Linked DNA regions of Homo sapiens: all the other regions are linked to region 2. The links are chromatin loops, found by intact Hi-C in ENCODE. Cell type or tissue: Calu3. All regions are shown on one strand.

Evidence for each region. A loop is a pair of places that touch in the nucleus more often than their neighbours do. Peaks named below come from ENCODE experiments on the same cell type or tissue, not always from the same donor. Only the 100,000 strongest peaks of a DNase experiment are listed, where the experiment ranks them.
Region 1: a loop joins it to region 2, with 4 times the contacts of the local background. A loop is called at or near these places in 5 of 110 quality-filtered maps.
Region 3: it touches region 2 in a loop (3-fold over the local background); 4 of 110 quality-filtered maps call a loop at or near these places.
Region 4: it touches region 2 in a loop (2.9-fold over the local background); 6 of 110 quality-filtered maps call a loop at or near these places.

The regions. Positions count from the first base shown.
Region 1 is chr7:16,981,512-16,989,511 of GRCh38, reverse strand. No RefSeq gene overlaps it. Among named protein-coding and RNA genes, the nearest start is that of AGR3, 100 kb to the right of the region's middle. In Calu3, a CTCF peak has its summit at 6,689 (motif pointing left); DNase peaks (open chromatin) are centred at 3,691, 6,001 and 6,711.
Region 2 is chr7:17,127,369-17,135,368 of GRCh38, reverse strand. All of the region lies in intron 1 of LOC107986772 (a long non-coding RNA gene), which reads right to left. It overlaps LOC101927609 (a long non-coding RNA gene), which reads left to right. Exons shown (of 12, transcript XR_007060234.1): 12 at 1-457. Among named protein-coding and RNA genes, the nearest start is that of AHR, 170 kb to the left of the region's middle. In Calu3, no CTCF peak of the experiment used is centred here; DNase peaks (open chromatin) are centred at 2,493, 2,908, 3,148, 4,908 and 1 weaker place.
Region 3 is chr7:17,058,286-17,066,285 of GRCh38, reverse strand. No RefSeq gene overlaps it. Among named protein-coding and RNA genes, the nearest start is that of AGR3, 180 kb to the right of the region's middle. In Calu3, CTCF peaks have their summits at 2,746 and 3,042; no DNase peak of the experiment used is centred here.
Region 4 is chr7:17,005,973-17,013,972 of GRCh38, reverse strand. The region is part of intron 1 of LOC105375170 (a long non-coding RNA gene); the gene reads right to left. It overlaps LOC124901595 (a long non-coding RNA gene), which reads left to right. Exons shown (of 4, transcript XR_007060239.1): 3 at 815-949. Among named protein-coding and RNA genes, the nearest start is that of AGR3, 130 kb to the right of the region's middle. In Calu3, a CTCF peak has its summit at 4,715 (motif pointing left); no DNase peak of the experiment used is centred here.

The DNA.
Region 1 (8,000 bases), 150 kb after region 2:
GATTTCAAGACAACAAATTATCAAGCATCTACTCTCAACTTAGTAGTGGGCTAATAGAAAGAAGAAAAATATATAGAAGAAAACTATAGGGACTCTGTATTCAAGAACCTTGTAAATGACTTGACAAAACTTAAGTATCATACATAAGCAAGGCAGTATCCAGTCCAATATATATAATTGGATAACATTAGCTATAAATACTGTAATAATTAGAAAAAAATTAACACATTACTATTAGTGGGGTTATTTGGCATAGGTTTATAAAACAGAATAAATTTCAGATTAACTGTAAGAAGAAAGAAATAATGTATTGACTTGTAAAGAGGAGAGGCAGTCAAAAAAAATCATTCCATCTTTTAGATAAAAAATGAGCACCAAATGGCTTTATCATGGTTAACATCGAGGTTAACCAAAATATGATCTGATTATCCTGAGTAGTTTGGAGACCTATTAAATTAAAAACAAATGCTTATGAAGAGATACTTTGCCAAATTTCTAGTGAGATTATAGCAGGATTACCACAAGGTAAGTGACTTTTTAAGATATTGAGCCACTGTATCTGGTCCCCTGACTCCTAACATCATCCCAAAGTATTTTTTTACCTACTGTTTCTTCATATTTGTATTTTCTGTTTCCCAAAATGACAGTGTGTTTAAGCTTTGCTTAAAAGGCTTAAAGTTGTATGCCTTAAGTTTATACAATAAAAAATCAATTTTAAAAAAAGGTCATTGAAAGTCTCTTTATGTGAAAGATGTAGCAATAATATGACATTTCTCCCATTTTCTTATAACTTTTCTAGAAACTAACACACATCCTTACTTTGTATAGTTGTATGCCTTGTTTGTGAGAAGTCTTTTTCTTCTAAAATTCTTAGGACTTCACCAAATTTGCAGTGTTCCCACTCATGTCATCTGTGCCAGTCATGTTTTCATTTTCAACACATTGTACATACACGGACACACATACCATATTCACTTGCCACAAATAAGTTTTAAGTTTAACACATCTTAAAAGAGCTTTCAATGGAATCAAAAGGAAAGTTAAAGAAAGCATAAAGCCTATTCAATTTGATTGTCTCATCATCTCTCTGTATAGATACTACTCTAATTTCTTCTAAATATGTAGTATATGATCCAGGACCTGTTATTAAAACTGGATAAGGCAAAACATAAAAATAAAAATAAACTGGATAAGGCAAAACACAAGCCTAGAATAAAGTGACCTGCATTTACACTCACAGATCTGCTAATGATTACATATCCTAAAAGTAACCTCTGAGAATATGCAATCATTATGTGCTCTAGAGATGCAGCTATTCTAAAAGAGAGGAGAGAGAGAAGAGACCTTATAAAATGAAGTCCATAAGTTTAATCTTCAAAGTTAAATTTTATTTTATTTAAATAGAAGTGAAACTCAACACTGGAGCTATTTATCATAGTGATCAACCTGTAACTAACTAATTTTTTAGAGACATCTGTAGTACCATTAAGGAGTCCTGTCAACTCTCTCTGACACTTGACACTCTCTCTTGACAACGTCTTACCCTAAAGCAGAAGATGGTAAACCAACTCACCAGTGTAAAAGATAATATTTGTTTGGAGTCATAGGCAATTTTTAAGAGAGACAGCAATAAAGAATGTTTTCTAATTTAAAATTGACATGGTTATTTCCAGACAAGACAGAGCAAGAGGGACTAAATTTATCCCCTCCCATGAAACAACTAAAAATATGGACGTAATATATGAAACTGTGATTTCCAGACATTGGACATCAGGCAGCATAGGACAGTGACCCAAGAGACAGGAAACAAAAAAAAAAGAAGTGAAGTCCCTGTCATTGACCCCGCTTTCTACCTGGAGAGAGTTTCTGGGCCACAGTTCGGGGAATAGAAACCCAGGAGGAGACTGGTAGAGTCCCAGAGCTGAGGAAACAGAGCTGGGAGGCCAAGACAGCTAGAGTTCATAGGCAGATTCCCAAAAGAAAGCCACACACAAGGGTGTGCAGAGGGTCCCTTTTGAGCCTTCAGCTGAATTCTGATCAGCACACAACTGAGGAGAAACTATGCAAGTCTAGCAAAAGAAGCCCCTCCGGGATCAATATTTGAAGATCACACGGGGACAGGTATAGACTGGGTTCCCACCAGCCCAAGTGGAGAAACTTCATAAGTCACAGGACATCAAATTGAGCATTCAGAAGGATATCACCTCAAGAGGCAGACAAATTAGCTCTAGGCTAAGGGCTGTTCTAATCCCACCTAACAAAACTTAAAATTTACAAGGTTGAGATCATTTATTTCTCATCCTTGGGGAGAACTATCTTTGAGAATCATCTGGTTCTTCAATCAATATTCGTTAAGTATTTAAAGATTGAATAGAGATTTTGACTTTGTCCAAATTTCAGCTCTGATTCCTGTTATACCCGTGCAAAGGAGGATATGGTGAGAATAGCACAGATGTGGAATAAAGTTTGAAGTTTTTTTCCATTTAGCAGGAGATGAATCCAACTCTCTGGATAAAGTCATAGGACCTAATGTCCCCATAAGTTCAACTTGTGATGGCAACATTGTAAACTGTGTACTTCCTCATTTTGAAAGGACAATGTACCCATTGTTCAGTAGTATTATTACATGGTTCTTATGCAATTATCCACATAATATAATTAAGGCACTATATATATATATATACACTATATATATATATAAAATATATATATACTATATACTATATATATATATAATAATATATATATATAATATAACAGAGACCATGCTGTTGATCTTTCCACCCATGACATTTGCTTACAGCTCAATTCACTATTAATGAAACCATGAATTTAATAAACTTAGTAATGTTGCCATCAGATTTGGAAGCTTGGTTTCTGAGGTTGGTCTCATAAACCTTTTGCTGAACAGAAATTTTTTTTTAATTGGAGGATTTCATAGTCTTATTTGGAAAACAAAAAACAAACAAAAAGTTGTGAATTCACTTAGGATTTCCCACCTGTTCTGATAAAAAATTATATATTCCTCAGAAAAACCCTAATGACAAAAATGCTAAATTGTTCACACTTGCCACCTCCAGCAAGCATGGAAGGGTGCAAGATCCTGTAGCAACATGGCTGCTATTCTTTGATTTCTGAACCCAGTTGCTATGGCCATAGAGTAACTTCTGACTTCTCTGTTAGTAGATTCTATTTTGAGAGACTTCTTGAGAAGTGGTTGGCTGTAAGATTTCAGGGGCTGCCTGGGTAATATTGGAGCCAGGTGCTTCTCTTCCCTGCCCTCTCACTACTGGTAATTGCTTAGCCCCCCTCACTGAGGTTTTACACAGATGACAACAAGCCTTTGGATGAAAACATATTCTTCTTTGTTATCTTTAACTCATAGTTATCCTTAGCTTAGGAGAAGTCACCGGGATGACTCTGACCATTATCCAATGGGGAAAACCACAACTTCTTGTGTCATTCCTGAATTCAACCATAAGCCAGATAAAGGCCAAATACAAGGAATATAGGAGGAAAAATCCAGAGATCACCTCTCTCTGGCTTCAGTCCATTTCAGCCCTTATTGAGTGTCTACCACTTTGAGAGTCAATGCAGGGAGGGAAGAATGAATTAGAGTCTGTTTACCCTTATCTGATATGGGCTCTGAAATGTTACTCACACCTGGGTACCTGTTCACAATGCTGGAAAGGTCTGTCTCCTTTTTCCTAGGTGATGCAACTAGCCCTTTTTCTTGCAAAAGGAGAGGCTCATATTAACTCATATCTAGTTAAGAATTCATTCCAAGAACATGAGATAAAAGGAAAAGTTGAGATCGATTCATCAAGCCCAGAGTTTAGAAGAAATTTCCAATTGATTTGAGTTTCTTTCACAGGTAGTTTTGTTTTGTTTATTGTTTTTTGTTTTGTTTTGTTTTTTGAGACGGAGTCTCACTGTTACCAGGCTGGAGTACAGTGGCGTGATCTAGGCTCACTGCAACCTCCTCCTCCAGGGTTCAAGTGATTCTCCTGCCTCAGCCTCCCAAGTAGCTGGTACTACAGGTGGCACACACCACCACGCCCAGCTAATTTTTGTATTTTTAGTAGAGACGGAGTTTCACCATGTTGGCCAGCCTGGTCTCGATCTCTTGACCTCATGATCCACCTGCCTCAGCCTCCCAAAGTGCTGGATTACAGGTGTGAGCCATGCCACCCAGCCCATAGGTAGGTTTTTTAAATGTATTTTTAAAAATCTGAGATTCTTTATAGCATAGTACCTTTTATAGTAAAGAAACTTTTATCTGAAGTGTAGCATTTTCTTCAGTTCCTTTCATTTCTTTCTTCTGTTAAATTGTAGTAAAATTAAATGTAAACTCATTATTTTAAAATAGCACTATAGTATGATCACATTTTTATAGCAAAGTCTCTGCCCATCTGCCGACCCAACTACCCAAATATATATATATATTTTTTTTTACATCTTCAAACTTGAATAGGGTTTTGGGTTTTCCTTGGTTTTTTATTTAGGATGATTTTTATTTATTTATTGATACCTTGCTATTCTCAAATTTCTATTCAAAATACAGCTGTTTCATTTTTTAAAGACAAGCAAAAAAAAAAGTAAAATTTTAAAAAATCCTTGTAAAGACATCAAACTATTTAAGGACTCTTTAGAAAATGTGTCCCTAGATTGCTGGTTCAAGGGCTGCAATATTGAGTGTAGATGTGGGTCTCTAGAAAGGTAAAACTAGCATAAAACCATTTTGAGAGAAGCGGCCACCCTCTCTTCAGATTACATCATTACACTTAGCACACACCAGTCTCAAACATGAGGACTCTCAGGCATTACCCCGTAACTACTGTCAAGCAATCTTTTCTATACATGGCCTAGACTATGATCCTAGCTTTTCCCTTTTAAAGTCCCCTCCACAAATAAAAACAAAAGGCTTTGTACACTACCCACTTATTAATTCCTACATGTCAAACAACAGTTTACTGTCCTAAATGCATGATGAATTAATCTCACAAGACACTGGGTAGCTGTGTCAAGCCTATTGCTATGGCACCCAAGAGACAAAGATTTCTGAGGTTGTCAGTGGTAATGGATATAGCAACAAATAGAAAGCACTTTAGTACTATACTGAGACTTTGAGACAACCAATAGAAAAAGCAGTTAGAAATTCAGACAAGCCTGGAAGCAAGGTGAAGAAATCCTGAGAGAACTATGTAGAAAAACAGAGACTATAATTACAGAATAAAAGGGCTTTTTTTCTGGATCATATTTTATTACCACCCCAAATGAAGCTCATAAAAATACAGAAATTTAGAGAATGTACACAAGCTTAAAGTGTGAAGAAGTGGCAGTATCTATATAATATTACTATATAATCAGGAGGTAGTTGTGGGAATCCTTAAATTTAGAAACTTATTTTGTTAATTCTGAAGATATTTTATTTGAGTGGCTTTCCAGAATTAAAAAAGAATAATAATTAGGAAAAATTGTGGTAAGAAGTGATAAAGAAAAAATATTGGTAAATATTTTATTCACTGGGTTACATTATGAAATTTTTCAAAGAGAAACAAACGTATGTCTGGATTCTGTACTAATAGAACCAAGTCTTGAATCACAGCAACATAAACCAACACCTGAGGACCAAACTATCTTTATAGAGAAGTAGCAGAAAACATGAGACAAAATCTGGATAGAGAAGTCAGATCATATGTTACACTCCAAATAAGAGTCTATTTTCAATGACCAAAAATAAGAAATAGAATAAAGTGATATGGTTCTTAAAACACCGTTAAGCTCTACAGAAAGAGCACCCAATATATTAATGGACTGTTGATTTTAGAACAAACAATTGTTGAAGTCTCCATCTATACAACACACAACTGTCCACAACAGGTACTGCCACCTATTTAATAGTATTAAAAATATGTTGGGTACCTGTCTACTTTGAGCTAGCTCTAAGAAAATTACCCAAAGTCACAGGGCATTCTCTTCCAGTTGCCCAACCTGTTTAAAAGTGGCTGTGAGCAGGTGGGGATAAAATTATGCTCTTACTGAACTCATGCCTCTCTGCATTTCCCACCCAAGTATGATTTCAAAGCATGTGAGAGTTTGTGTCTTTCATTTGCTCTCCTCCCCAGATAATTAAGATTTCGTTATATTTAGGAAAACTGCCTCCTTGGTCCCTTGTAAATTCCAGGAACTCTAATTTAAGATCAAACCTCTAAGGAAAAGTCCACTCATTTGTAAAGCCTTTTTTGTGTGTATGTCTTTGATAAAAAGTCTAATTGGCTCCATTTCTTTTTGAACATTTTGTTTATCCACCTAATTATCCTGGGAAAACTGACATGTTTACCAAGTTAAACTAAACAATTACACAGTAGAACAGACCCATAAAACAAGGACCTCAGGAGGAGCTGAGGATCTATTGGCAACTGGTTTGAGTTTGTCTTATTTTAAAAACATATCATATTCAGAGAATTAAATTCTCATAAAGGAAAGAGTACATCGTTAAGTGCAGCTATTAAGGCAAAGTTTGTTTTATGAAGTACGTGATCATGGTAGGTCCATGTAAATCACCATAATTAAAATGCAGTAGGCATTCATGTATTTAACAACATTTACAAGCTTGTTTTAATCTATCTTCTTTGAATTCAATCAGCAATTTATCTTTTAGATAGTTGATGCCCAGACTTGCTGCAGCATAGTGTCCTCTGCTGGTCACACTGAAACACTGCACCATGAGGAAAACAGAAAGGAAGGTTAAAAAAAAAAAAAAAAAAAAAAAAGAGTGACTGCGAGGGAATGGAAAAAGGAGAGAGGCAGAAAGGGAAGAAAAAAGGAAAGGAAAAGAAAGTAAATAAATATGTTAAATTGAGACATATAATCTTTAACCCCCAGGATACGGCGCACATTAAAAATATAGTGTGTTTGCCTCATAGTTATGGTTGCTTAGTAAATTGAGATTGTGCTTTCATTGGAAAGAAATGTTTGTCAGACTTGAAAGATTAAACAATAATATTGGATTGAAACTGTTCTGAAATTATTTTCTGGTGATGTCAAATTAATTTAGAAGATTTTCAAAGTTAAGGTGCTCAAAAATTACCAATCATCAGAAGATGCAAATCAAAACCACAATGAGATTACCATCTCACACCAGTCCAAATGGCTATTATTAAAAAGTCAGAAAATAACACATTGGCAAGGTTGGGGAGAAAAGGAAACACAACACAACTGTTGAGAATGCAAATCAGCTCAGCAACTGTGGAAAGCATTTTGGAGATTTCTCAGCGAACTAAAAACAGAATTGCCATGTAACCCAGCAATCCCATCACTGGGTATATACCCAAAGGAATATAAATCATTCTACCAAAAAGACACCTACACTCATATGTTTATTGCAGCATTATCACAATAGCAAAGATATGGAATCAACCCAGGTGCTCAGCAGTGGTCACTTGGATAAAGAAAATGTGGTGCATATATACCATGGAATACTACAAAGCCATAAAAAGGAATGAAATCATGTCCTTCACAGCAACATTGATGTAGCTGGAGACTATTATCCTAAGTAAACTAATGCAGAAACAGAAACCAAATACTGCATATTCACATTTATAAGTAGGAGCTAAATATTGGGTACTCACGGACACAAAGATGGGAACTACAGACAATGGAGATTTTAAAAGTGGGGAGGTAGTGACAGGAACAAGGGTTGAAAAGCTACCTATTGGGTACTATATTCACTACTTGGGCAACGAGATTATTAGAAGCCCCAACCTCAGCATCACACAATATACCCAGGTAAAAACCTGCACATGTACCCCCTTGAATCTGAAATAAAAACAAAAATTATATTCAAAAAAAAAAAAGAGGGAAGTTAACTGTCAATGAAATACAGTGACATCCTCTCCTTCCCATCGTGTCAATCCCCTTCCCCCAGACCAAGATTTTCACATTTTAATGGACATCAAGAACCTCCTAGGGAGCTTGTGAAAAATACGAATGACTTT
Region 2 (8,000 bases):
AGATTGTTATCCACCCAAAAGCCCATAACCCCCTTTTAACCACAAGGTTAAACATCAGGCCACTTCACTAGATGCACGTTCTCAGCTTGTGCCCATCTCAAGTACCATCACTGTGGTCTCGCCTGGTACTCTTTTTGTTTTTTTTTCCCACAGTGGCCAGACAGGCCCTTTTCCGATTCTCCATACACACTTGAGAGTGGATTGTAATGTTGAACAAGGAAGAGAGATAGGAAAAAAAAAAAAAAAAACTATGCAGCCTAGAACATTGCTTCTAAACATGTCCATGCTCACAGATCTGCCGGGGTCAGACTCCTCATAGATGCAGCTCACCTGACTTCTCAGGAAGCCCTCAGATGAGTTTCACTAGTGATGGGGCAAATTGAAACTGCTACATATTGAGAATGGGAACTGGCTCAGAGAGTGTGGATTTCTCTCTTGAAGTCTGGTTTTCACTCTGTCATTGACTGAATATAAATGTGTCTTGATTTTCTGTGTGCACCAAAGAATACTTCCCCAACAGTTCACTCTGCAGCTTTCTGTCAGTGAAAACCCAGACCAACAATTAAGAAAATGTCCCACAAAGGGAATTAATGAGAAGAGTTTCCTCCTTTCTTGGCTCCAGAAAACCTGGCCCAAGAGAGCTGTGTCAATAAGTCTCATACATTTCGGTTTCTTTTGGTGGGGGTGGCAGGAAGGATGTTGGTATATTTGTTTTCTATTGCTGCTATAACAAATTATCATAAACTTGGTGCTTAAAATGGCATGACTTTATTATAGTTTTGAAGGTGAGGAGTCTAAAATCTGTTTCACCAGGCCAAAAGTCAAGGTGGTCAGCAGGCCTGGGTTCCTTGTGGAGACTCTGTGAGCAAATCTATTTTCTTGCCTTTTCCAGCCTATTCTAGAGGCTGCCTGCATTTCTTGGCTCGGGGCTGCCTTTCTCCATCTTCAAAGCCAGCAACAGAAGGGCCCCACCTTCTCAATGCTGCTGCCATGTCTGATTCTCTTCAGCTGGCTAACTCTTTCCTTTAAAGGACTCATATGATTAGATTGGGCCTACCTGGGTAATCCCAGCTACTCTCCCCATCTGTAGGTTCTTAACCTTAATGACATATGCAAAGTACCTTTTGCCATGTAAGATAACATTCACAAGTTCTTAGAATTACAGCATAGTTATCGTTGGGGGCCACTGTTTTGCTATCACACTGCAGCATTTTAGATTTAAATACATCTGCAATTACTCCCTGCTTATCACCTCCCACAGGCCTTTCAAACACATAATCCACAAAATTAGCCTTCCACCTGATGTGCTTCTTCCTTGTTTGCAGGTATCATCTCCATCCAACAACCTAGTTTACAGATTGAGAATAGTTTTCTGTAATCCTTCATTAGATTGGCAAATCTGCTGATTTTAATTCCTAAATATCTTTCCAATCATTTCATTTTTAAAATAAAATTTTAAAAATTTTGTATTTTGTATATTTAAATTTGTGTATTTTGTATATTTAAATTATGCAAGATAGCATTGAGATACATATATAGTAGAATGGTTATTATAGTGAAACAAATTAACGTATCCATCACCTGACATAGTTACTCTTTTTTTTTTGTCTATGGCAAGAACAGCTATAATCTCTCATTTAGCAAAAATAATGAATGCCATATACTATTATTAACTATAGTCCTCATGTTATACCTTAGATTTTTAGGCTTGTTCATGCTACATATCTTCTATCTTGTATCCTTTGACCTATATCTCCCCATTTCCTCCTTCCCACCTTGCCCTGGTAACCATTGTTTTATTCTTTATCTGTATCATTGACCTTTTTTATTCCATGTATAACTAAGATCACGCAATATTTTTCTTTTCTGTCTGGCTTATTTCATTTAATATGTTTTCCAGGTACATTCATGTTATGGCAAATGACAGGATCTCCCTTTTAAAGGTGGAATAATATTCCATTGTGTATGTATACATGTATATACACACCACAGTTTATCCATTCATTTGGCGATAGACACCCAGGTTGTTTCTATATCTTGATTATTGTGGCTAATGCTGTAATAAACATGAGAGTGCAGGTATCTTTACAAGGTAGTGATTTCATTTCTTCTGGGTCATATTTCCCCAATCTATCCCTGCCTTGCATCTCCCCTACAACAAACTACCCTCATGTAGTTTCCATTTTCCTCAATAGAAAGTATTTCTTGGTTAATGGTGTCTGACATTCATTAGCTGGTGAAGCTGCTAATGAGACTGATGTACCTGTTTGATTCACTCTGATGGGCTTACAGTCCAGCATAGAAAACACAGATTAAACAAATACATATGGGAATGTCCTGGGAGAAGACATTGTTGATCTTTCTAATCATGTATTCCCGATTCAGTTTTCAAACATTGAGGTCCAAAATTTATGACTCTCTAGAGAGATGACATCATGCCAACTAACAGAAAGCAGTCAAGAGTAATTGTGTGTGTGTGTGAGAGAACGTGTATGTGTGTGTGTGAGTGCATGTGTGCCTGTGAGCATGTGCGTGTGAGAGGGAGAGAGGACTTTTCCCTGATTCTGAAATACAAAAATAGAAAATAAGACTGTTAAATGTTAAATATGGCAACTTACTTTTAATAAGATCAAACAAAAATGGACTTCAAAGCCTATCTTGATCACTTGTTGAAATGGAGTTAAATTACAGATTTTAATGCCTCACACTAGATTGAATGAATCAGAATGCCTGGGATGGGGCCTGGAAATATGCATCTTAAACAAGCAGTCCATGAGTTTGTTGTGCACATTAGTATTAGGGAATTATTAAGCCAATTTCAACTCACCAATACTCCATTCCTTGCATTTTCCAGCTTTCAGCTTCTGCAGGCTGCCCGCATTCCTCGGCCCGTGGCCCCTTTCCACGCTCAAGTCGCATCCTACTGACTTTCCCATCGACATAGCACTCATTGGCCATAGCTGGCAAAGTTTCTCTGCTTTTAAAGACTGGGGTGACTAGATTGGTCCCACCTGGATATTCTAGTCTAATCCTCTCACTTCAAGGTTCTTAATTTAATCACCTCTGCAAAGTCCCTTTTGCCATCTAAAGTAATATATTCATAGTTTCCATGGATTGGGAGGTGAACAAAGTGGGTGGAGGGGGACATGGTTCTTCCTACCAGACTACACACTATATCTGTAGAACCTTGTCTCAGCTGCTACACATTAACCACCCTGTTAATCATTCCTACATTCTTTTTACCCAGGTGAAAATGAGAGTAAAGAGAAAACTTTCAGAAAGCATGCTGAAAAGACTTTACCACTCAACACTCCATCCCAAATGGAGCTTTACACTCAAAGGGAAAACACACTTTCCAATATTCTACTAGCCCTCTATTTGACTTCTAATCCTAATAAATATTTAACTTAATATACAAGTGTAAATGGCTAACAGCTTCATAGTTGGTAATTCTAGGTGCTTCATATGGCTGTAAGAACTTAGGATATTTATTGTCATAAGTTATCAAATATCTGTCGTGTGTTGGATATCATATAGAGATAATAGCTTGTGTTACAGTAGATGGGCACTTTAATTTGGATTATTATCTTTATACTTATATCCTACAATCAGCACAAAATCAAGCACGAAGACTATCACACAGAGTCTACAATCCTTATTTTAACATAATCTTATCCTGATGTACATTGCCATCGGCTTTTAAATGTCTGAGCCTTATTTGCTTGTGTTCCATTCGTGACATAGGTTTTTGTTGTTTGTATTAATTTTAGAAACTCACTAAGAAGTTGTGGAATGAAGCATAAAAAATATTAAACTTCAGATGATGAATTTTTTTGAGAGAACAGTTTAACGAGACAGAGCAAGGGTAAAAAAATAAAGGCATGTGGCTTAAGACATGCTTTATTCTCAACAAACTGCCTGAGGGATCTTTGTTTTTGTTTTTGTTTTGTTTTGTTTTATAGAGATGGTGTCTCACTATGTTGCCCAGGCTGGTCTTGAACTCCTGGCCTCAACTGAGTCTCTCACCTCAGCCTTCCAAGGTGCTGGGCATGAGCCGATATTCCCAGCCCAACCAGAGTTCTTTTAGGGAAGAAGTAACTCCTGACACTTGGAAGATACCACAGTCAAAGCAATAGAAATGATAGCGCAAAGAAGTAAAAACTTCCAACCTCACGGCAGGCTCCTTGTTCTTCACAAAGTTCCAGCTCTCCACTTAGGAAGCTACATAATGACATACTGTTTTCATCACACATGCCTGCTCAGAGATAAACAAACCAGTCCTGATGTGCATTCATGGAAAGATCGCCGTATTTTCAATTTGGTCTTTTCTGCTTAGTGTTAAGAAGATTAATGAGATGTGTGTTGGTTGGTTTCTGTTGGAAGTTTTGTGAGGCAAGTGCAAAGAAGTGTGCAGCTACACTTCCTATAACCCACGAGCACCAAAGCAAATTAAATTAATATCAGGAAGTATTCGAACAAAGATATTTTTCTAAATGAAGTGTTCTGAAATAACATTATCATGTTCCAAAAATCATTACGCTGAGCCCTAATCTGACATTTTACCACGTAAAGATCTCTGCTGAGAAACATAAAAGAATGGGCTAACAAATTCTACTGCCACATCAGTTTCATTTTGTTATAAATCTCTCTAAACCTACCCCATGTCATCTAAAAGCATATTTGGAGAGAGGAATATGTTACACCTGTCTATTAAACAAGATACCAGAAATTTTCCCCCACATACATTGCTTAATTAAAGCTCAGATGTCTTTCCCAGGGCTGACTGTATTATTAGAGAATGCTTTTAGTAGATTCTCACATAGTTGGTAAAGGAATCTGGATGTTGACCTAGCTGTGATGTAACAGTAGCAACAGAGGGTGTCAGACAGCAGGGTCAATTTAACAAGGAAACACAGCTCATGTTACCAAAGGGTTTCTGTGTTTGCACACAATTCCTCTGGTGACTTCTCAGGCAAGCACCTCCGTAGACATCCTTTTTAACCCCCTGTGGTGTTTCTGATACTTAGCTGAGTAACAGAAATAAACAGAAATCTCTTCATTTTCTCTCTCCCTGACCCTAACCCCTCATGCTGCATGCAAAAGTATAATGTAGCATATTAGAAAGAAAAAATATCAAAATTTCGGGAGAAGAAATTGATTCAGCAAAGCTGAGTAGAGGCTAGGGAATGAGAGAGAAAGATCACAGTAAACTTACCTATTACGAACCTTCAAGAGAATGTAGATGCCTATTAAACTGGCATCTCTACTCCTAACTCTTGCGTGTCCAAATCTATTCTTCCAACTGCCATTAAACATTCACAGGTAGAAGTCCTATAACAGATATTTATCCACAAGCTAAAATAATTATTTTTTCTCCTATTAATTTTTTTTCTATTTATCCTATTTCAGTCACTTTTATCATCTTTCTTCCCAGGTTGGACATCTTGGAACCATCTTTTACTTTAAGGCAAAATGTTTATGGGACTATTAATTTCTTCTAGGTGTTGTTCAAATTTTCGTAGTTTAGGCCCATTCCAAGAGCTTAATAACTTCACAATTGAGCTTAATATAGTAGACCAAACTGGGAAGACTTATAAAAAAAAAAACACTTAAAAACATAAAATAAAGTTTCAGAAGTACTGAAACTATTTAGAGGTGGTTGGGAAGTGAAAACAAAAGTCATCAATATCAATTATATTGAAGATGTTTTTAAGATGTTGGCATTCTTCACACATGCAAGTACCTTTGTTATTTTAAGATATAAACCCCTCTAACAGCTGTTTCCTTTTTTTTAATAGTTTATACTCCTCTGAAGACTTTACCAAAATCCTTAAATATAATTGCCATAATGACATTGCTTTAGGGTATATATAATTCTTTACTCACATAAATCCGTCTTTGTTTGTGATCTGCACTCCTCTAATGCAGATCACTTAGACAAGTGTCTCCCTGTTCAAGAAAGCAGCAGGCAGAAAGCAACTGTGTCATTCACTTCCTAGCCACCATCCTCACTGGGCATGTCTCTCAGCCCGTTTTCTGTTCCTTGTAACAGAACACCTGATACTGGGTAACTTATCAAGAAAATATTTTTATAGTTATGGAGGCTGAGAAATCCCAAGGTCAAGGGGCCACATCTGGTGAGGGTCTTCTTGCTGGTGGGGATTCCCTGCAGAGTCCTGAGGCAGTGCAGGGCATCACACGGCGAGGGGGCTGAGGTGCCAGATCAGTTCTCTCCTCTTCTTATAAAGGCACCAGTCCCATTCCCACAATAACTGTTTAATCCGTTAACCTCCTAAACCATTAATGCATGAGTGGATTAGTCCATTCACGAGGTCAGAGCCCTCATGACCCAATCACCTCTTAAAGGCCTCACCTCTCAATACTGCCACATCTGGGATTAAGTTTCAACATGAGTTTTAGAGGGGACAAATACTCAAACCACAGAAGCATCTCTGCCATTTTACCTCTTCTATGAGATGAAGATCCATTAAAACAATTTGGTCTTTATTCAAAGAAGGGTGACCATGTTGCTGTGCTGCCCTCAAGGACAGAGCAAGTGAAAATAGCCCAAACGATGGAATAAAACTTCCAAATTTTATTTGCATTTTAAAGATAGTTTTCCACATCGGTATTTCAACATTTAGCCTATTTTTGCTTTGCAGTGTGATACAAATATACCTGGAAGCAAAGAGATGGCCAAATTGTTCTCTCAATAGTCCTTCCTTTCTACTGATTTCCTGCAACTATTGATGTTACTGGAGATGGTTAATATCAAATGGCATTATGGGACCTATGGCACACAATAAAAAGTATTAGTTTGGCCAGGCACGGTGGCTCACGCCTGTAATCTCAGCACTTTGGGAGGCCAAGGCAGGTGGATCACGAGGTCAGGAGATCGAGACCATCCTGGCTAACACGGTGAAACCCCATCTCTACTAAAAATACAAAAAAATTAGCCGGGCATGGTGGCAGTGGCCTGTAGTCCCAGCTACTCAGGGGTCTGAGTCAGGAGAATGGCGTGAACCCGGGAGGCAGAGCTTGCAGTAAGCGGAGATCGCACCACTACATTCCAGCCCGAGTGACAGAGTGAGACTCTGTCTCAAAAAAAAAAAAAAAAAAAAAGTGTTAGTTTGCCAAGAGCAGATTCAATAATTCTGTTTCCTTGTAGCATACGGGCACATTTATCCTACATTGGAGAAGGCTAGTGCAGTCTACCATGTGGACAAACATGTATTATCTTGGATTCTGGGAGAGCATCTGTCTAGGGTGAAGCAAAAGGCAGGACGTGAAGGGAAGTATCTCTTCCACGCCACAGGGGAAGACAAAAAGAAAAAAGAGAAGGATAAAAATGGAGCGTGGCTTAACAGATTTGCAATTTATTATCTGATTTCATCTATTTTCCATACTGTGTCCTTATTCCAATGACCTATTTTATATCTTTTCAGAGCATGATAAAAGTGTCATATCTAATGATGCAAGATGGTAAACAGCACTCTTCTCACTTGTCCAAGACATGTGAATGCTGATTTTTTCCCAGACAATTTAGTTACACTGCATGGAGAAGAAAGAACATTTCTTTAGTTCTTTTCACTTAGATGGAAAGATACAGCCAAAATGTTTCCTTGGTGCCCAACAAAAAGCAGCCAAAAAGTTTTTTTTTACAATGCCTTTTTGCACATCCTCTTTCAGCTGTTACATCATTAGAAGGTTCGAACACTACAAAATCAGCAATTAAAGAGCCACATAAAATTGCATCAAGATGCTGATCGATTCTAGGTTGCTAAGAAACATAAACTGTATCCTTTGATGACGTTACCATACTGCAAATATGCCCAAACCCATACATATCTCATAATCTCAGGATAATCCAAATTCATCAGTGTCACCGCCAATATTGGCCTTAATGCCAAAACTGCAATTATAGCGAACCTAAGGGAAGATCTACCATATAAGAAGCTACTACCATATAATTCTCTAATACTGAAATAGAAAGAATAAAG
Region 3 (8,000 bases), 69 kb after region 2:
CTTAGCACTCCCAAGATGGTGGCGGACCACTCCCAAGATAGTGGCGGCCACTTCCAAGATGGCAGCAAGCCTTTTGTTCCCTGATCTGGGGTTCTTGGCCTCACGGATTCCAAGGAATGGAACCTTGGGCCATGCGGTGAGTGTTATAGCTCTATTAGAAGCCATGGATCACAGAAGAGAACCGTGGAACCCAGCAACTAGTGTTCAGCTCAATTGGGACGAACCCAAGGACTTAGCTGCGCAGGAACAATGGTGAGCCTCTAGTCCTAACGGGAGCCACAGCGGCTGCCTGGCTGGATCAGAAACGCAACGGACACCCTGCCCGATCTGGAGGGGTGGATGGCAGCGAACAGCAGTGGTGGACGGTGAGCGAAAGCTCAGCTTGAGGCAGAACAAACACGGACCAGAAGAGTGTGCAGTTGCAAGATCTAATAGAATGAAAACAGAGCTCCCATACAGTGGGAGGGGACCCAAAGGGGGTTGCCCACTCCTGGCTCAAATGCCTGGGGTTTATATCCCAATCATTGTCCCTCCCCCTGTGCTTTCAGATGACAGATGATTTGATTATTTCTTTACCTCCTGCATTTAGCCTAACTGGTATTTTAGTGAGCCCTCTTTACTACCTGATTGGTCGGGTGTGAGCTGAGTTACAAGCCCCGTGTTTAAAGGTGGGTGCAGTCACCTTCCCCAGCTAGGCTTAGGAATTCTTAGCCTAGAAAATCCAGCTAGTCCTATCTCTCAGTATCACTGAGAAAAGGATGCAAAATATTGACCAATTTTTTCAAATATGGAAGTGTTATTTATAAAGAGGATTGCGATACATAAAAAGGAGAAAATCTGGACTAAAAGAATATTGGTACAAATGTACAGCCACATGTACTCAATTCTACATTGCCTGGCTGGTGGCTAGCATTAACACAAGATCTGAAATCTGTGCAGAACTCTACTGGTATGCCATGGAGGCTCATTTTATAGCTAAAATGTTAACTGGCAAAGCATTGCTTAGAGCACATGGGGCGTGAGAAAACTCATGGACAAACAGGTCATGACAACATAAAATGAAGTATTTAATAGGAAAATATTAAGCCCTCACTTATATATTTGAAATATTCTCTACTTACTTTCTACACAGAAGTTTTAATGATCTGGTTGCTAGTTATAAGGACTCAACCATTGCCTGGGAACTTTAGGTGATTCCTAACAGCCTGGCTACTTGGCAACACCACCTTGCCAGCAAGGAGCCTCTCTAATGAAGCTGACCTTCTAAAGAAGATTCTAGTCCCAGTGCTAGGATCATGCATGGGGATGATTCAGCTTATTTCTCCTTTTTCCACAGCAGCCATCTTTTCTTAGTTTCTGGAGAACTCTCTAAGGCACACAATAAAATGTTCAGCTATGCTCAGATATTTCTGTCACTCTTCAGTGTTTCTTAACGTGTCTACTATGGAATCCTAGTCCTGTAAGATTCCCTATAGAAGGAAGCAGGGGAGGGGCAATTTCTCCTTGGATAAATAACTTTAGAAAACATAGTGTAAAATGTCCCCTCAAGTGAAATTTCATAATACAAATTAGTGCATTAAAGATCTGATACTTTGGGTCTGCACAAAATTATTTTTTAACTAAATTTTTATTTGGTTATTAACCAAAAGCCTGTTAATACCCTGGGGATTAATATCTTGCATACACTTTGGAAAATATTTTATCATATCCTAGAGCTCATTCACACATTTTTTTGCTTCTACTCCTAGCCGTCCCTCCAACCAGAATAGAAGTTCAATTCTCCTTGTCCTCTCTCCTATCTGGAGTTTCTTCTCCAGAAACCATTCTTTCCTTCCCTTCTCCAGAGTCATGATCAGATATGACCTAATCACTGAATTTTTCTTGGAAACTTTTACTACAGATGCTTATTTTTTTCAGAAGTTTAGAAATAGATTGGGGATTAAATGTAAACATGTTTACAGTTTTGTGGTTGCAATGATCCCTCTTAATAGATTACAGGAAAATACATAGGGTATGTAATTTAGCTGCCAACTGAATCAACATTGTTAGTTCTCCTTAACTTTCATGGGATATAAATTTGGAAGAATAAAGATTAGTAAGCAATTTTATTATAATATGTGTTTACTAAACTTATGACTGCATATTTGTATCCAGTTTTAACACAACTAGCTTTAAAAATGGCCTAGGTATTCACTGTGCTAAAGGACTATTGGGTTTTCATGAGTTGCATTGGTTTTTCCATACCTCAGTGAATATGATCATTTTTTTCATAAGCTCTATAAAAGTTATTAACATCTGAAAAGTACAAATATTTATCTTATGTCTAATTTCTGGGGCTCTGAAATCCAACCCCTTGCTGTGAGTCAACGCTCACCTTTTGCTCTGTGACCTTTGCAAAGTTAACCTTTTTGCCCTTGGTTTTCCAATATGAAAAAATGGTAATAATACTAATATAAACCTCCATAAGACTGCTAAGTGAATTACAGAAAATAAACTCAAAGGGCTTGGAATATTATCCAGAGAATGGTAAGTGCTTAATAAATGTTAGCTATTGTTACTATGAGGAAAGTGGTATAGATAAAATAAAACTCATTCCAATGTCCTCCTGCAAATGCCTTCTCTCTTCTCCTTATTAGAACTGAATGGCCAGAAGTAGCAAGAAGTTGATTCAGAAATGGAGGAAAGCAAAAAGTTTGTCCCAGCACACAGGCACAGATAATCCACTTGCCCAAGTCATTTGAATTAGGCATGATAGCAAATGTCAAGAAATGCAAATACACAAATACACATGTATGGAGAGGCAGGGAGTTATTAGTTTCTATGAAAACTGAGTAACTTACCCATGACATCAATGTCAGTAAGTGTACACTGAGCAAATAACAGGGGACGGATACTCACTAGAGAATTTAATTCTCTCACATCTTTCTCTCTTTGATAAAATGGTACCTTCAAATTAAGACCTTCCCTGATGACTCTATGTACAACTCCAATGCCTCTTACACTTCCACATCTTATTTTTTTATTGCATTAATCACTTTAACAACTATATATATACATATATATCTTATTTATTCTATTTAATGTCTAGCTCCCCCTACTTGAATATTAGCTTCATTGCACAGAGATTTTTTTTCTATTTTTTAAAGCTATACCCCCAGCACTTAGAACAGTTCTTGGTTCATAGCAAGCCCTCAGTGAATATTTGATGAATGAATGAACAGTAAGTCCAGAAGTAGGCTTAATTAAGGCAGTAGCTAAAGAATATTATCAGAGTAGGTCCTTTTCATCTCTGCTTTGCCATTCTTGGTGCTGGCTTCATCCTAAAGTAAAACTTTATGGTCATGTGATAGCTGCAGCAGTTCTAGGCAGCATATCCTGAGAAGACAATGACCAGAAAGAGAGAGCCAGAAAGTCCCTTTCAAAAGAAAGACAACACTCGCAGAAGCTCCTAATAACTTGACCAGAATTTGACCACTTAAACGAATTAGTGTTAAGGAGAAATGAATTTCTTTAAATATTAGACTAATCAGAATTTCCTCTTAAAATGAAGGAAAGGGCCCAGCTCTTGAAGAGGTAAATACTTGAACGAATTTGGGGCTCCATGAGCAAAGAAGAAAGCCTGGATGAGTGGGTAGAGAGTGAGCAAATAACTGTGTCTGCTACCTCCTCAGATCTTCACTTCTGTGTACTACTGAAGTGAGTTGCAGTAAGGCTAAAGGCTAAAAGCTTTTAAAACAATTTCAAATAATACCGCCCTTCACTATAAACCAAAGCAGAGCTACATTCAGGAGGAGTTAACTGGACTACTTCAAATGTGAGCTGATTTAGGGAACATCATTCAACTAAGGGCAAGTAAAGTGAGTTTTCATTAATATTTGTGTCCTACTCTCTGGATGTTGGCTCTGCTTTCAGAAAGAGTGTGAGGGACATTGACCTAAATAAATCCATCTGTGAACTAATCTGTTCCAGGAATGTCCACTTAAATTTCAAAATGTATTTGATACGTTCATGTTATAAAGATTAGTTTGCTTTATCTTGAACATAAACAGCCCCATTTCTGTTGGCTTTTCAAGTGACTGAGACAAAAAATTAAAAATGGGTATTTTTATGGATGTGAGATGTGATGTGTTGAAACATTTTATTGGTTTAGATTCAGCTAGGTAATCTTCTGGCTTCTTTTTTGAAGTTGCATAGCAGAAATGAAAAAAATGAGGTTTATGAAATGTCTTCTATAAAATAAAACAGCATGATTATTTGCTCAAATATGCAAGTAAAACACTGAATTAGGGTTTTTAAGTGGCTGAACTTTATGTTTTTTAAAAATATTAATTTTCAATAATACAGCTTAATTATGAAATTTTCACTTTTTAAGCAATGATGATGTACTTTCTTAACCTCCATCTGCTCTTCGATTTTAGGTATTTTATCTCACTATCGTCATCTGCAAAAGAAGAAAGTTAGCTGCCACAGTGATAAAAGTGAAGTTAGTTCAGTTTACTAAAATGTAATACTTCTGATTCAACTTCCGTACTGGCTAGTATGAAATTGATGAATAACCAAGTCATTTTACATCTACCTGTTAAGGAAATATTGAGTGCTCTCCTAGACAAGTGCAGCCTTTTTATGCACCTGACCAGAGTCTATGAGTAACAGCTTTTACATAGGAACAAACACACACCCTGATATTCTACTAGGAATAACTCAGTATTAGTTACATTTGATGCATTTAATCGTCAAGCTACAATTGGGCCTTTCCTGATGGCTATTTACAAGTACTTTAACATTCCTCCCCACCTTCTAGAGTGCTCTGACTCTCTTGTCTGTTTACCTTTTCCCATTGCACCTATCACCTTTTTACATACTATACAGTTTACTAGTTTATTCTATTTTTTTATAAGTTAAAGTGGAAATTAGATGGGTGCTTTACCTATGTTAGCTATAGGCTGGGCACGGTGGCTCACACCTGTAATCCCAGCACTTTGGGAGGCTGAGGCAGGTGGATTGTTTGAGGTCAGGAGTTTGAGACCAGCCTGGCCAACATGGTGAAACCCCGTCTCTACTAAAAATACAAAAATTAGCTGAGCATGTTGGCACATGCCTGTAGTCCCAGCTACTTGGGAGGAGAATTGCTTGAACCCGGGAGGTGGAGGTTGCAGTGAGCCGAGATCGCGCCACTGCACTCCAGCCTAGGCAAGAGAGCAAGACTCCGTCTAAAAAAATAAATAAATAAAACAAAACAAAATAAAAAAGCTATAAAGGTGACGCATATTTAGTAAACAAAATAATCAAGCAGCAGAAAAAATGCCTCTTAAATATTAAGTTGACCAAAATTTTTGCAACACACAGACAACAACATTTATGTTTTAGGTTATCAGTATTGTGATTTATGTGATAGACTTAATAAATCAGATAGTAACAAATTTCTTGGTTCTACACTACGTGTCCTGAGATTTCCTGCTTGAAACAGAGTACTTCTATTCACTGACCTACATAATGAGGAAATTAAAAAGATGAAGGTGAATGGTCAGATCTGCAGAAGGCCAAGGTTTGAAGACCTCTTCAGGCAATAAAAAGGTGATAGGCGTGCTTTTAAGGACATGCTGCTAATATTACTCCCTAGAGGAGGGCACTCCAGCTCACCGTCACGTTAAAAGGTACCTCTGGGTGGGAAGCTGTCAAACTCTCCAAAAACAGCACGCCTCTTTTGTGCCTACAAAAATTGCTCATTTCATTCAAGTTCATGCTTAACATAATAAATGATAGAAAAAACATGAGCATTCTACATATGATATAGAATGAATTGCTTTATTGAAGATGACACAGTCAAAAGTTTCAGTTGGGAGAGAATGTAAGATCGTATTTCTTATAAGGAAAAGTTATCATAGCAAGAAATGAACACATTATGAGAATCTTCACTAAAACTCTACTTATCATTTGATTGAAAGCTCAAAGAAAATATGAGGATGCCTCATTATTGCATGGCTTAAGTAAAATGCATTGAGTGCATTGAATGCTGGGACACCCTTAAGGCCCTAAGGCAAGGACTTCACTGCTGGTGCCAGGATTAAGGTGTCAGATTCAACATAACCTAGAGCACATAGTGCATTCACACTTAACCTTCTGGTCCTACGTTTCCATAAATGTAATAGAATTATCCAGTTCCCTTTTGTTTTTGATCATTCTATATAAGTAACCACGTAACTTGGATCCATTTCTTCAAGTTCTTATTTACAAACAGAATAGTAGTAAATTTTATCTGAGTAAATATTGATCTTGTTCCTATAGCAAAACATCTAAAGTTGTAATTTTTCAGAGTATTCATTTTCAGATTTAGGGAGAAACGCTCTATAATGAAGAAGGTAAAAAACAGAAAGAGGAAGTAACTGAAATTAACTATGTCTTCTGAATTTTTTTTTTTTTTGAGATGGAGTCTTGCTCTGTTGCCCAGGCTAGAGTGCAGTGGCACGATCTCAGCTCAATGCAACCTCCACCTCCTGAGTTTAAGCGGTTCTCCTGCCTCAGCCTCCCAAGTAGCTGGGATTACAGGAGCATGCCAACGCATCTAAATTTCGTATTTTTAGTAGAGATAGGGTTTCACCATGTTGGCCAGGCTGGTCTCGAACTCCTGACCTCAGGTGATCAGCTGCCTCGGCCTCCCAAAGTGCTGGGATTACAGGTGTGAGCCACCATGCCCAGCCATATTCTAAAATACTTTAATTTTGTCTTTTGGTGACTTCATTTTGTCCTTGAATATAAAAGGGTCCATATGTGTAGGGAACCAACAGACAAGCAAGTTTGCCATGATCTGGTCAAACTGTATTCAGTCAACTAATATAAAATATAATGCTCCGGTGGCAATCAGATAGATAGTTATTCTTTCTGTGAGCCCACCATATGGGATTTAGAGTATTGGTCCCCCAAATCATGAAATATAAGCATGTAATCTCACTCTCAGTAAGTAGTAATCCTTAAAAGTATCATTGACAACAGTAAATAAAATGGAGGAAAATCAGGCATACATATTGTGAAGTTAAACCAACCAAAAAAAAAAAAAAAGATACCATTTAAGGACAGCTGTAAAATAATCTCTCCATATAAAGTAGCCCTCTGTGTGAAAATACAGTAAGTCTTTTAAACTGCAGCAACAGAAGATACTAAGACCTCTGTTATTGGAGGTGTTCAGTAATAGGCTTAGTGACTGATCACTGAGCAGGTATAGAAACAGATTCAAATACATTTAATAACTGGGTATCAGGAATAAACAAGCTTTAAATTCTCTATCTCTTAAGAGATTACAATTTAATGACTATTCAAATTATTTATCAATAATCTCTAATAATTTCCACCTAAATTTGAATAGGCTATTTTTCCCCAAATAAACCCATAAAACAAAACAGCAAAATTGGGGCAACTAAGTACACAATGTTCTATCCCATGAAAAATAAATATGCATACTTTATTTCTTTGATGATTGTTTCAGTTCCCCTAATCCAGCTTCTGTTTCTGAATTTCCTCTATGACTTTTTGGTCACAGAGTCAGTTGGTGACTCATCTCCTCATTTCTTCTTGGAAAAAAAAATAAAAAGTGGTTTATCGTTGTGTGGCTTATATCACCATTTTTTTTCCTCTATTTTCTATGTGTCTTTTTACTTGAAATATATTGAGCTTTCCTTCAATTAAAAAAATTATTTTTACCTGTTCAAAAAATACCAGGTCTGTTGTTTTCCAAAATTGGCCCTTATAATCTCTGTACTTTTTGACATGATTTGTTTAACAGATTCTGAACCTTGATTCTTGCATCCTTTTATAATACAGTATTTCAAAGATTCATAGAATATTACAACCGAAAAGGAGAATTTAGCCCAAATACCACACTTAACACACAAAGAACTCAATACTTGGAAAAGTTAAATAGCTTGGTTAAGCAAACATCTACCAAGAGAAGAAGGAGTACTCAGACTTCTTTACTTTAATTCTAATATTCTTTCCAGGGCACAATA
Region 4 (8,000 bases), 120 kb after region 2:
TCTCTTTCAGTCATTGAACCTGAATGGGTTTAAGGCAACTAGACTACTTTGTCCCCACTCTAGTCAGGTCTTGTGGGCAGCCTCAGAATTGATTGTGCTCCTTCAAGAATTTTCACGCCAAAGGTGTTGCATACATGGACGATGCTTCCCCAGGATGCACACCCCTCCTTGTGAGATAGCTGAGTATAGAAGAATCAACTGACCCAAGATAGAGAAACTATCTCCTCCTCCCTGCCAGGCATACAGAAATAAAGGACACCCATTTTGCTGATGTAAAGGACATGAGTGGAGTGAGGCAAAGGGAAGAAATCAGGACCAGTAGCCCAAATTGCAAATAAATCCTCTTAATTAGGCCCTTATTAGTGGAAAACTAGAAAAGTGTAATCTGTTACCAAAAGGAAGAACTTGTTCTAACATAACAAGAACACCAGCATAAACATATTGTTCTGCTCTCAGCAATGCCTATCAGTCCCCACCTCAGATGAGCTGCAGAAAATCCTTCCTCCCTGCTCTCCCATCCTCTGCCACCCTCCTCTATAATCTAACCTCTTTCAGCCACTGGCTCAAGTTCATAGTGAATCATCCACCCACTTTCCCCTTAACACTTGATGTCCTTTACTCCTCAAGTAGGAGAAAAGCATCGAAGGGAACAACCTTTGCTGATCTGGCCTCGGAAAGACACAGCAACAATGCCAACAATTGATGTCTTGATAAGTCTGACCACCTTATCACTAGCATAATTCCAGTGAATTATGACGCACAGTCACTTCATAGCTTCTCCATTTTACCAGACCCTTTTTTTTTTAATTATTAGGAGACAAGGTCTCAGGAAAGGAGTGGGTAAAACACTTATCTCCAGAAAGCCAGCAAGAGGGAAGAAGGAAGAAAACCCCATCCTGCATGGTATGATGCTGAGATTCCTCACATATCTTCAAAGCATCCTAAGAAAGTAAGTTTGAGTATCTGTGGGCACTTGGGCTTCAAAGAACAAACAAGAGAGGCAGAATCAAGGGAGTTCACAACTCTCTTTCATTCTTACATTATAACATTTATACATTCATAGACAGCAAATGAAGAGTCTCACACACATCATGTTTAGGATATAGGTCAGAAAGCTGAGACACAAAGATGTCAACCACTTGCGTATTTCTGACTCTTAGTTCTGATTCTCAGGACTTAATTTTTGTCTTTTGTTAATGCCCCATCCCAGAGTAAGGTCAACTGTTTCTTCAGGGCCAAGGGACTGTGGGTGTCCAGAGAATGCTCAATTGGAATATTTTTTTCAGCTCTTTTATTACACAAATGAAATACTCTTCAACAATTGTTGGGGGGTGGTTTTTTTGTTGTTCTGAAACAACTCCAGTAGGCTTTTTAGCTCTACAAAGTCCCTCCACACAAGTGGTGATGCTTGACATTTCAGCTCCAAGAAGGTAAAATTGCTTGGTGATGAAGTTATTAATGGTGATGTTGAAGTCAGAGCTGCACCTCTGCAGACCAGGTTATATTTGAGGAAAATATGCTTAGCTAAAAAAAGAAGAAGAACAGTGATCAGATACGTCAAGGTGTCTGCCCAACCTCTTGGCCTGGGTCTCATGACGGAGTTGGTGAGATTCAGAAGGCAATGAAACCATTTTCATCGAGTGCATAAGCACAAGTAGATCTGTCCCTGAGCCTGAAGGGCAAGGAAATCATGGGTTTTTACAAATTTAGTTAGTATCTGGCCACTTTAACAAATTTCTACTAATGCTAATAACTCTTCAGTTGATTTTTTAGTGCACAATCATATTATCTTCATTTAAAGATAATGTTACTTTATTCTTTTGAAAAGTTGTACCTCCTATTTCCTGCCTTATTGCTTCAGCTGTAAGTCAAGTCTCTGCATATACTTAGTTTGAATGATGAAAAGGGTGTTGAGATTTTTAAGTTGTTTTGAGAAATATGGATTTGAGTACAAAATGCTGAAGATAGAGAAACTGAAGAACTATTGTAGTAGTTTAGGTGTGGGCCAGGTGAAGTGGCTCACACCTGTAATTCTAGCACTTTGGGAGGAAGAGGGAGGCACATCATGAGGTCAGGAGTTCAAGACCAGCCTGGCCAACACAGTGAAACCCCGTCTCTACTAAAAATTAAAAAAAATTAGCCAGGCGTGGTGGCGGGCACCTGTAGTCCCAGCTACTCAGGAGGCTGAGCCAGGAGAATTGCTTGAACCCGGGACGTGGAGGTTGCAGGGAGTCGAGATCATGCCACTGCAGTCCAGCTTGGGTGACAGAGTGAGACTCTGTCTCAAAAAACAAAAAAAAAGTTGAAGTGATGTGACAATGCATGAAATAGGATGATTGCTAAAAATATACAGAGAAGAAGAAATAGCTATAGAATATTTTAGATTTAAGAAGAAGATCAGCTGGAAAAGATGGGTAGGCAACAAAAAATAACTCCAGATTTTTAACATGCACTATGGTTGACTAATGGAAAATAACCAGGATTGCTATTATTTTTATAGACACTAAAATGTATGACAACATAGAAATCTAAACAGGGAATTTAAAATGTTAAATTAATCTTACTTCTTAGTTTATAAACAGTGTGAAGTATGCAGATCAAGAGAAACATTTAAATATTCTACCCCATCTCCATGATCTCATACAATCTTGCTAATACCATAATATCTCATATTAATGAGATTTGTATAAAGCTTTCACACTATATGAAGTAATTACACATATGTTATATATAAAAATGGTTCCTGAGAGATTGACACTAACACCTCCTAAAAATAGTTACACTTTAAAAAATATTTTCTATGATCTCAGTTGAAAATTGCAATCCATTCTTTATTCTCTGTGCAAACTCCATTCTACCAAACCTGATTTACCAGTGGCTTTTGTATGCAAACATCTTGTTCTCCCCTGTTCTATATATCCTTCCCCTTTCCATTCTTGTACACAAAGTGAAATCCTAATTAACCTTCAAAGCAATCTTTTGCCATTCCCTTGAAGCAGGGGACTAAAGGGCAGAGGAGAAGAAATTGGGGGTACAGACAGCAAGTTTCTATAGAGGAGAAATGTCAGTCACCTTGCCCTTCCTGGGCATGTGGGTAGAGCAGAGGGTCAGGGAGTACACCAGCAGCTCCATTCCACAGCCCTTAAGGCAATCACAGGAAGTCACTATGTCAGTAAGCAAAGCACAGGAAACCGTATCACTGATGATACTAATGCATCTGCCTTGTTTCCATCCCCAAAAACAAAATAAAAATTGTTCCTTCTTCCCTCTCCCTTACTCTCCCCGACCCACAAATCTTTCCCATCAAGCCAAATTCATTTTCCTTATTTAAAGGAGGAAAAAACAGTGGCTTTTATTGCTTGTAAAAGCAAACCACAATGAAAGGTGCAATTCATTTTTCTCCATTCTCAATTTTACTGATGATTCTTTTGGCCAAGAAGAAATTTTAAAGAAAGCAGAAGAAAATTCTATGAAAAAAGTTCAACATAAAATGAGATAAATCACAAGCAATTAAATTCGTAAAATTATATCACTAAAGTTTTAATATCACTTCTATGATGAAGAATGAAGTTATCCAAAAATTTAGCAATTGCTCTTTGTAGGATAGTTTGTTCACTTTAATAAAGTGTATTTAATAGATACAATTTAAGTTCCTTTATGTTTCATCTATTAAAACACTGCTGAGTCTTTAGTGTAAACAAGACTGGTGTGACAAGTATATTTTTCCAAGTTGTATCCCCTCCCTTTCTATTCTTACATTCCATTTCCTTTTTCTAACTAACCTGCTGTTTTCAAATAGTTTTAAATGTTTTCACAACAGTTTGAGTCATTTAAGGTGTTTAAAGCCCAGATACGACATTCTTAGGGAGTACACAAACAAAGAAGGTAAAAGCATCATGTAAGTATGATGGGGAGAGGTGAACAACTAGCTTGTTAAACTGTAGTTTTTGCCTATTGTGAAGTGAGCACAGCATTTCTGACTTTATGGCAGAGGTTTATGGGCCATAAGCAGGAGCTTCTTTGGAATCAGACATTCATGATACTAAAAAAAAGCAGAAGCTCCTGAAAGTTAAGATGGAATTGTTATCACAGAGAGGTAGTCCCTATGATCTTGTTCACTATTAACAATTGCTGCTGACTATCCTACTGTTTTCAAATGGCCAAGGTGTCATTAAGAGAGTGAGGCAGGGAAAAGGAAGAGGATGTAGACCATGTTGATTAGAGTAAAACAGTTTTATGCACCATTTTTAGCAACCAAAGAGGTACCATGTGAAAAATCAATGTCTGTTGCTAGTGATCTTATCCCAGACTCTGATCTAATTTTGGCAATGTTAGAACAAAGCACATGCTGTCTGTATTGTTATTTGCTTACCCCATTCACTATGACAATACCAAAATACAGATTATGAAATAATTTTCCTTGGCATAGATTTTGAGAAGTATTTTTTCCCTTTTTTTAGTTTCGAGACATTGAGCTTGGGTAACTTCTCAGAAACTGTGCTCCCAGGAGTAGCAGCTTATCTGACTGACACGGGGTCCTAATATCCATTCTCACTCATCCTACCCTGTGGGTACTTCTCGACATAGTAAATCACTCATGGTAGGTGACAAAAAAATCCCAGTCATTTACATCTGTTCAACAAACATTACTGATAGTGTTATGATATTTTTAATATAAAAGTAGTGATGCTGTATTCAGCCAACAGTGAACTTATTACATCTAATGTACTGAAATCCCTTAGCTCCCCCTATAGGAAGGGTTGGATTAAAGTAGCAAGTAAGAGACGACAAATTCACATGCAAGCCCAATTTCATGGCAGAAAATAAAAGTTAAGGAGTCTGTTCTTCTTGTCCAACCATGTAAAACCCAAAATGCCAACTAAGAAGATTGGTCTTATCTTTACAGCTGCCTGATCCACTGAGTAAAAGAAAAGCACACCTTTGCTATTTTGCAGAAGAGGCAATTAAAAAAAAAAATCTCATCTGTTATCACCATTCTGTCTATTCCCCTATTCCCTCTACAGCTCAATATTAGCACTAGCAAAGGGTCTCATTGATGAAGTTAATACCCAGCTTGGGTTTCAGTCTCATTTAAGCCATTGCACTAAATCATTCATTCATTCAATGAACATTATTATGCAACTAATATATTTAAGAAACTCATAATTTCTCCTCTCAATGTTGGCTTTGAAATAGAGAGGTAGACTGGTATACACGTGTTCCAAACTCAGTGAGATAAGAGCTATAATCAAAGTGTGTCTAAGATATGGAATACTGTGGCACACATAGAAAATTGCATAGTCAATTCTCTGTGGTTGAGAAAAATGATAGTTTTAAGTTTCAGTAATATATCTGCTGATTTCTTCATCAAGTCAAACTGATCTGAAGAGCTTTTATATCAATATTTCCTTTGCATTCACACTGCCACCACACTAATTCAGACCATTATTACCAAACACCAAAACTATATAGTCTCTTAAGTGTATTCCATGTTATCTTTCTTTTTCTCAGTACTCAGCAGAACTGTGAGTTTATCTTCTTGTATTATTTTTTAATGTCTCGTTGAATAAAATCACGAATGCCCCATCCACATCATACATAATTTGAATATAGAAATGAGGCTAAATACTTGGACTTCAGAGCTGTTACCATTAATCTAGTTCCCTCTTTTATTATTAAGGGTTCCATCATAATAACCCAATTGTTATAAATCCAATTAAAAAGTTACAATGCAATATTTGCTTAATTCAAAATCAAGAGGTATTACAGCACTCCAAAACACCTCCATGCCCATAGTTTACACCTTTTCCATTACAATTTTTCCCTCCTTGCTAGGGATAACCAGCAATGCTGAGTCTGCTATTAGTCATAATCTTGCCTTTTGTGGCAGACACTTTTGGGCTGTGCGTCACAATTCCTCAGTCCGCCTCTAATTGCAATCACAGCTCTGTTGGACAGTTACCTGTAAGCTCAGTTAATGCTGACAATGCTGCACCTGAAGTGCTTGGCTTGCAATCTCAGCTTTTCTGTTCCAAGAAATTTCCAAGACCACCACATATAGGAAGGGGAGTTATCACCCCAGAGTACAACCCCCTCACAATGGTAAATAGGAGCTGATGGATAAATTCCCCAACCTCCTATTCATCAGACCTAATTCTGGAAGGCATCTGTCCAGCCCTCAGAGATCCTGGTGTAATACAACCTGTTGTCTTTATCAGTGGCCTGGAAAATACACACTTATATTGGTCTGCCTTTTTTTTTCTCAGTCTCCCTGCTTCCTAAGATCTCTTCTTACATAAACAATTTGCCATAAGCCTTTGACTCTTGTTCTGCTTTCAGGAAACCCTAAATGAAAACTTTTAAATAATTTTACCACTTATGAATGCAGTCACAACTGACACATTTACACCATTTTGAACTTCATAAAAATGGAACCACATCATATGAGTTCCATTCTATCTTGTGTCTTTAAATCAATATTATATTTGTGAAATTTGTCAATGTTGTGAGTGTATTTGTGTAGATCAGGTGTGTCCAATCTTTTGGCTTCCTTGGGCCACGTTGGAAGAAGATGAATTTTCTTGGGCCACATGTAAAATACACTAACACTGGCCGGGTGCGATGGCTCACCCCTGTAATCCCAGCACTTTGGGAGGCTGAGGCGGGCAGATCACGAGGTCAAGAGATTTCACCATCCTGGCCAACATGGTGAAACCCCGTCTCTACAAAAAATACAAAAATTAGCTGGGTGTGGTGGCGTGTGCCTGTAGTCCCAGCTACTCGGGAGGCTGAGGCAAGAGAATCACTTGAACTCGGGAGGCGGAGTTTGCAATGATCTGAGATTGTGCCACTGTACTCCAGCCTGGTGACAGAGTGACACTCCATATATAAAAACAAACAAACAAACAAACAAACAAAGAAAACTACCTAACACTAATGATAGCTGATAAGCTAAAAACATCATAACAAAATCTCATGTTTTAAGAAAATTTACGAATTTGTGTTGGGCTGCATTCAAAGCCATCCTGAGCCACATGTGGCCCACAGGCCATAGGTTGGACAAGGTCGGTTTCGATTATTCATTTTTTGTCTGTACAGTGGGGGCATTGGAAAATTTTTCTCTCAGGAATCCAACTATCCCCCCAAAAAACCTTAATGATTATAATATCAGGTGTTTCCTCAACAAAAATAACCAAATTATACCCTCCTACTGAGAAGCCTACATTCAACAAGACTCATGAAATTGCCTACAGCTTGCAATCAGCTCCTTAATGATACACTTGTTAACATAAACAGCCAAACCAAAGATTACTAAACTTTAGGCAAAACTCTAACATGAAAGCAACCCAAAATGGAGGTCATTATGACAACGCAGAGGGTAAAAATTTTACAAAATTCGTTATTATTCAGAAAAATGAAGGAAGATATATCTACAAACAAGAATAAAATTTTATTTTAAAATAACAATAGAAGCAAAAATCCAAATTATCTCTTAAAATTTAAAATATGATGGTAAAAATAGAAAACTTTAAAGAAAACATTAGAAAGTGGAAGGAGAGAGGAAGGAAGTGAGAGAATAGAGAGAGAGAAAGACAGAGAGGTACAGAGAGAGAGAGAGAGAAGAAAAGGAGGCCAAAGAAGAGAAAAATAAACCTAAAGAACTTATTTATGATGTCTAACAGGTGAATAATAAGGATTCAGTGAGGAGGGTATACAAATAAGCAGACAAAATTATCAATGAAATAATTCTAAAAATTATTCCAGAATTGAAGGACCCATGTTTTCAGATCAAGATGCTCCAGCTAGTAACCTGAACAATGGAGAAAAAGGAACTCACAGCAGAACATCTACCTGGAAAATGCAACCACTTTGGGAAAAGGGGAAATACTAAAAGTTTCAGAGAACAGAAGTGTGTCACATACAAAAGACCAACAATGAGAATGGCTTTTAACTTTTCAATATCAGCTCTAGATGTTAAAGACAATAAAAGAAAAATGATT